Regions from separate parts of the Homo sapiens genome. Here region 1 is linked to region 2. A link is a contact called in ENCODE Hi-C or POLR2A ChIA-PET data. All regions are on one chromosome and are shown on one strand. The core of a region is the stretch at or near the end of the contact, and the rest is flanking DNA. Distances in the headings are between cores, read along the strand shown.

What was found. A loop is a pair of places that touch in the nucleus more often than their neighbours do. ChIA-PET counts read pairs that join two places held with the same protein, here RNA polymerase II (POLR2A). Pooled maps may share reads with other maps.
Region 1: a loop to region 2 is called in a map of heart right ventricle, with 2.2 times the contacts of the local background. The contact joins two enhancer-like sites. A Hi-C loop is called at or near these places in 14 of 168 maps with a recorded cell type or tissue (Caco-2, HepG2, K562 and 10 more), 7 of 37 single-sample maps with no recorded cell type and 21 of 50 pooled maps. POLR2A ChIA-PET finds 5 or more read pairs at or near these places in 17 of 52 experiments (Caco-2, GM10248, GM12878 and 12 more).

The regions. Positions count from the first base shown.
Region 1 is chr1:67,440,039-67,442,738 of GRCh38, forward strand. No RefSeq gene overlaps it. Among named protein-coding and RNA genes, the nearest start is that of SERBP1, 11 kb to the left of the region's middle. Within about 2 kb of position 1,378, at least 5 of the 41 ENCODE cell types and tissues checked have a DNase peak (open chromatin) inside an H3K27ac peak, as active enhancers do; they include ascending aorta, where a contact is called at or near this core.
Region 2 is chr1:67,478,205-67,480,904 of GRCh38, forward strand. No RefSeq gene overlaps it. Among named protein-coding and RNA genes, the nearest start is that of LINC01702, 43 kb to the right of the region's middle. RefSeq lists a silencer at 1,250-1,389. Within about 2 kb of position 1,292, at least 6 of the 41 ENCODE cell types and tissues checked have a DNase peak (open chromatin) inside an H3K27ac peak, as active enhancers do; they include ascending aorta, where a contact is called at or near this core.

The DNA.
Region 1 (2,700 bases), core at 128-2,627, 38 kb before region 2:
TTCCTACTGGATTATGAGTCCTTTTGTTTCCTCATGCTTAGTATACTTCTATTTCCTAAATATCTGTTTGATGATACCTCATGCTTATTGAGGATTTACTATGTGCTAGGCAGTGTTTTAAGTGTTTCGTATGGATTAACTCATTTAAAATAATAATACCTATGTGAGGTTAGTGTCATCATTAATCCATGTTACCATGGGATCTGAGGCACAGAAAGGTTAAACAACAAGCTGTATGAACTTGAGCAAGTAATTGGCAAAACCACCATTCAAAGGAAGCAGTCTGGTTCCAGTACCTGCTCTCCTAACATTACGCCCTATTGCCTGTGTGTCTGTAAGTGCTTGTCAAACGAAGAAATGAATAAATAGAATCCTTTCCTACTTTGACAGAAGTAGAAGTTGTGAGACCATTTATGAGAGGAGGAAAGAAGATGTATTAGGAATTGGAATGCACTTCATTTCTCATAGGAGTAATGTCATGGATATTCTTGGCAATGGTTCAAAATGTGAGTTGGCTGATCATTCTCGGAGGTGGCAGAGCCTGGCTTTGATCTGGGGGCTGTATGAACCTGTTTCTATGTGTTGCTATAGAATAAATGCTCTCCCATCAAACCATCACCTTACTTCATAGCCATGGGACCTAGGGCACATTTGTTAGCCTCTATAAGCCTCAGTTTTCTTAACCATTAAATGGGAATATAGTTATTCGGGATCTCTTAGGACTGAGGATTCAATGAGTTAACACATGTACAACACTTAAAACAGGGCAGGGCATGCAGTTAAGTGCTCAAAAAATAAGAAGGAAAAAGTTTTTCCCCTTGGAAAGGGGGACCAGATCCAAATGATCATATCAGTGGTTTATGAATAGCTGCCAGCACCTTTTCCAAATGAGTAGAAGCAAGAAGAGAAAGTATCCAAATTTAAACCACTTCTACTACTTTTCCACAAGTTTGGGAATTTAACATTAGGAAAGACAAGGCCATTGTAAATGTTTGCTAAAAGGAAATGTTGGGGACAACACAAATAAACAATAACTTTAGGGATTCTCCACAGCTCCTGAGAGTGTCTGATCATATATTTATACTTAGAGAACACCTCTCTTTTGAGGAATCTAAGTAACGTTTTAAATTAGACAGAACCTTCCTAGCTCAAGAGCATTCTAAATTCTGTGAACAATTTCAAGAGCCTGTTTTCACCTTTCTCTCAATCATCTTTTTCCCTCCTTTCCCCTCCAGCTACAAACTTTCCCTCACAAACAACTTTTTAAAATGCGCTGGTAAAATCCTTGAGTTCCTTTTTGTTTGAGAAGAAAACGGTTAAGGATGAAAGTAAAAGAAAACAGAGAAATACTCAGTCCCTTGGCTGCCTGCCAGGAAAAATGCCAAATGTCAGAGGCCTTACTGAAAGCTACCCAGACATATGCTGGAGGGACTGGCTCACCACTAGGTAACTCTCCAGGGAAATTTACACCAACAGCCTGAAAATCAGATGGTTTCAGGAACTCTGTCCCAACGAGATCCTACAACCAAAGTTGATGGTAAAATATTAGGGCCTTAAGCGCCTAAATCAGTCACTAAGCAAGAGCCTAGGATTTCAGGTTACGTGCAGAGGATTCAAAAATCTGAAGGCCATATCTCAGGATGGAGAGGCCTGCAGATTTTGGAAAGCCATATCTCAGGATGGAGAAAGCACAGGCCCAGGGGCCAGAGAGACCTCAGTTTGGATCCTGGCCCACTACTTAAACCACCTTGGAAATTTTGTGCGAATGGCTGATTCTCACCAAACTACTATTTCTTCAGCTTTAAAATTAAGAGTAAAACAGTACCCACCTCACAGAGTTGTGGTGAGAATCAAATCAAAAGTTACTAACACATTTAAGTACCCTGCTCAGTATATGTTAGTTACCACTACTAGTTTCACTAACTCTCAACATTTGTAAGTGGAAACCAATGCCTCATCTTATAGCTCCTAGTATGGAGGCTTTTAGACTTTGTTGGTCTGAGTTTATTTTCATTATGTCTATGCTCATAAATCACCCCAGAGAATCTGGGTGTGTTTAATAACTCGACCATGAATTTCCAGGGCAAAAGAAACCTAAAATGAACTGTACTTCCCTTGTACAGTTCTCTTTCCTTCCCTTCACTTGTACTTCCCATGTTTTTTTTGCCCTAGAAATCAAGAATCAAGAACAAGTGGTATACTTATTAATATCATAGCACCTATTATCTTTCAAGCACCTGATACGTTATTCCACTGTTTTTTTTTTTTTTTTGAGACTGAGTTTCGCTCTTGTTGTCCAGGCTGGAGTAAAATGGCACAATCTCGGCTCACTGAAACCTCCACCTCCTGGGTTCAAGGGATTTTCCTGCCTCAGCATCCTGAGTAGCTGGGATTACACGCATGTGCCACCATGCCTGGCTAATTTTTGTGTTTTCAGTAGGGATGGGGTTTCACCACATTGGCCAGGCTGGTCTTGAACTCCTGACCTCAAGTAATCCGTCTGCCTCGGCCTCCCAAAGTGCTGGGATTACAGGCGTGAGACACCGTGTCCAGCCCACTATTCCCACTTAATCATCACAATGGCCCATATGGGAGTATCATTAATCCTACTTTATAAATAAGGAAATGGAGGCTCTCAGAGGCTTACCTACCTAGTAAATGGTAAAACTGAGATTTATCTCTAGGATTGTCAAACTCCAA
Region 2 (2,700 bases), core at 42-2,541:
TATAGTAAATACATAAACCATTAACATAGTCACTTACTATTAGGTATTACATACTGTACAAATTGTATGTGCTATACTTTTATAGAACTGGCAGCACAATAGGTTTGTTTACACCAATATCACCACAAACACCTGAGTAATGTGTTGCAATATGACATTATGACTGCTACAATGGCACTAGATGAATTTTTCAGCTCCATCCAGCTCTGGAATTTTTCAGTTCCCTTAGAATCTTATGGGATCACTGTCATATATGTGGTTTGTTGTTGACTAAGACATCGTTATGTGGGAAGACTGTAATTCCATGGATATGAAATGTCTAGAGTAGGCAGATCTTTGAGATGGAAGATAGATTAGTGGTTGCCTGGGACTGGGGGTAGGGCAGGATGGGAGTGGAGCGTGGCTGCTAATGGGTGTGAGGTTTCTTTGCAGGGTTACAAAAATGTTCTAAAATTGATCGTGGTGATGGTCACACAATTCTGTGTTTCTACTAAAAACCATTACATTATATACTTTAAATGCATGAATTATATGATATGGGAATTATATCTTAATAAAAGTTGTAAGTATGTTTGTGTAAAGTATATACTAATGGGAGAAATGTTCATAAAGTGTATGCATGATTTGGAATTATGTATTGTACAACTACGATTATACTTATTTAGAAAAGAGATGAAAAGCTCTGACATAAACTCCGACAAGAACCCCACCAAAGTGTTAATGAAGGTTGCTTTTGGGTGGTGAACTAGGGTTGATGTTTTTTTCCTTTGTTGAGCAGGTCTTACTTTTATAAATGTTTTTTAATGAAACAAATGAGGAGACCTATTTCCAAAGCAGTCCTTGGGTGTAATCCTCATTAAATATGGCCAAACAGTAAGCAACTGAAGAGAGTTTCAACTGTCATCCTGCAGAAAACAAAGTCTAATTGAGATAAAAAAATGATGTTTTCCACACTGCCTCTTACCCCCTGTTCCTCCACCACTCAGACCCATAAAAGAAAATGATTCAGAAAGTCCTGAGCAAGTAAAACCTGGAAACCACGTGCTTCCATCTGGTAGCCTCACACCGTGGAGGGGAGGGGCAGTCCACTGCCACCGGGACTCCAACAGTGAGAGTGGAGTGAGGGAGGCCTATGTCCCCACTGGAGCCGTGAGTTATAGCCTGGGCCAGATATAAGGAGAAGTTTTATTTTTTTCCTTGACCACACACCATGTACTTATCTCTACTGAGAAAACCAGCTTTTCCTTCTTACCTCCCAAGAGGAGGAGCCAGTGCTGAGCTCAGGTCCCTGGCTGGGGTTACACCTCCCAGCTGGCCTCTGTCCAGGCCAGCCGGTTGTCCATCTCTATCTTAGAGGAACAGCTTTGACAAAGTCCTTGGCCCTGTTTGGAAATCTTCTTCCCCTTGCTCTTCCAAACAAAATTAATTTGAAGCAGTTGGGTTAATCTGTCGTTTTCCCTCCGAGGAGCATGTGTGCATTTGAGGGGCTGGGGGACGGAGATCTTTTAGAGACAGCCCTGAGGCCACTCTCCTGGGGCCCACATCCCTCCTCAATATTGATCATCTGAAGTGCATTCAGAGGTGCACCCAGGATGGAGAGGGGTTTGGAGCCTGCTCTCTGGGGAAATAGTGAAGGATCTGGGGCTGCTTAGCTTGGAGAAAAAAAAAAAAAAAAAAACGCCGGAAGCTCCTGAGAGTTGTCTCAATGAGCTGTTAACATGGAAAGGTTTATTTTGGAATGTCTCAGAGAAAAACTGGAACCACTATGGAGAAGTTGCAAGGAAGAAAGCTGCCTTAACATCAGAATTTTTTTTTTTTAAGACGGTCTCATTCTGTCACCCAGGCTAGAGTGAGGTGGCTCGATCTCAGCTTACTGCAACCTTCGCCTCCTGGGCTCAAGACATCCTCTCACCTCAGCCTCCTGAGTAGTTGGGACTACAGGCACTCACCACCACACCTGGCTAATTTTTTGTAGAGATGGTTTTGCCATGTTGCCAAGGCTGTTCTTGAACTCCTGGGCTCAAGGGATCCTCCCACCTCAGCTTCTCAAAGTGCTGGCGTGAGCCACCGAGCTTGGCCAGCAAGAAATTTTAATAGCTAGAATTTTCTAACATGCAACAGTCTCCATAGTTGAGGAGGTGAGTTCCATCCCAGGAAGGCCATGTAAGAAGCTTGTGGCAGGCATTAGTAACTCGAGAGTACAAAATATTTTTCAACAATTATGTAGCTCTTATTATGTGCCAGGCATTGTTCTAAGTACTTTTTATATACTACCAATTCCTGGAATACTAACACAACCTTCTGAAACAAATATATTATTATCTCCAGTTTACAGATGAGGAAATATAAGACCCAGTTGGGTTTGCTGGCATGTGCCTGTAATCCCACCTACTTGGGAAGCTGAGGTGGGAGGATCTTGAGTCTAGGAGTTTGAGGCCAGCCTGGGCAACATAGCAGGATTCCATCTCTTACAAAAAAAAAAAAAAAAAAAAAAAAAGGCTCAAAGAGGTTCAGTAAGTGGCTCAGGGCCACACTGTGACTCAAACCCAGGTAGTCTGGCTCCAAAATCCATGCTTTTAACTATTGTAGTAAGGTCATATTTATATTAATACACCAAGACATGATTGTAGGCCCCTCCATGTCAAATTATAGGGCTTTATGCTCTGATTTGGATATGGCGTAGTCATTTCCAGGATTCCT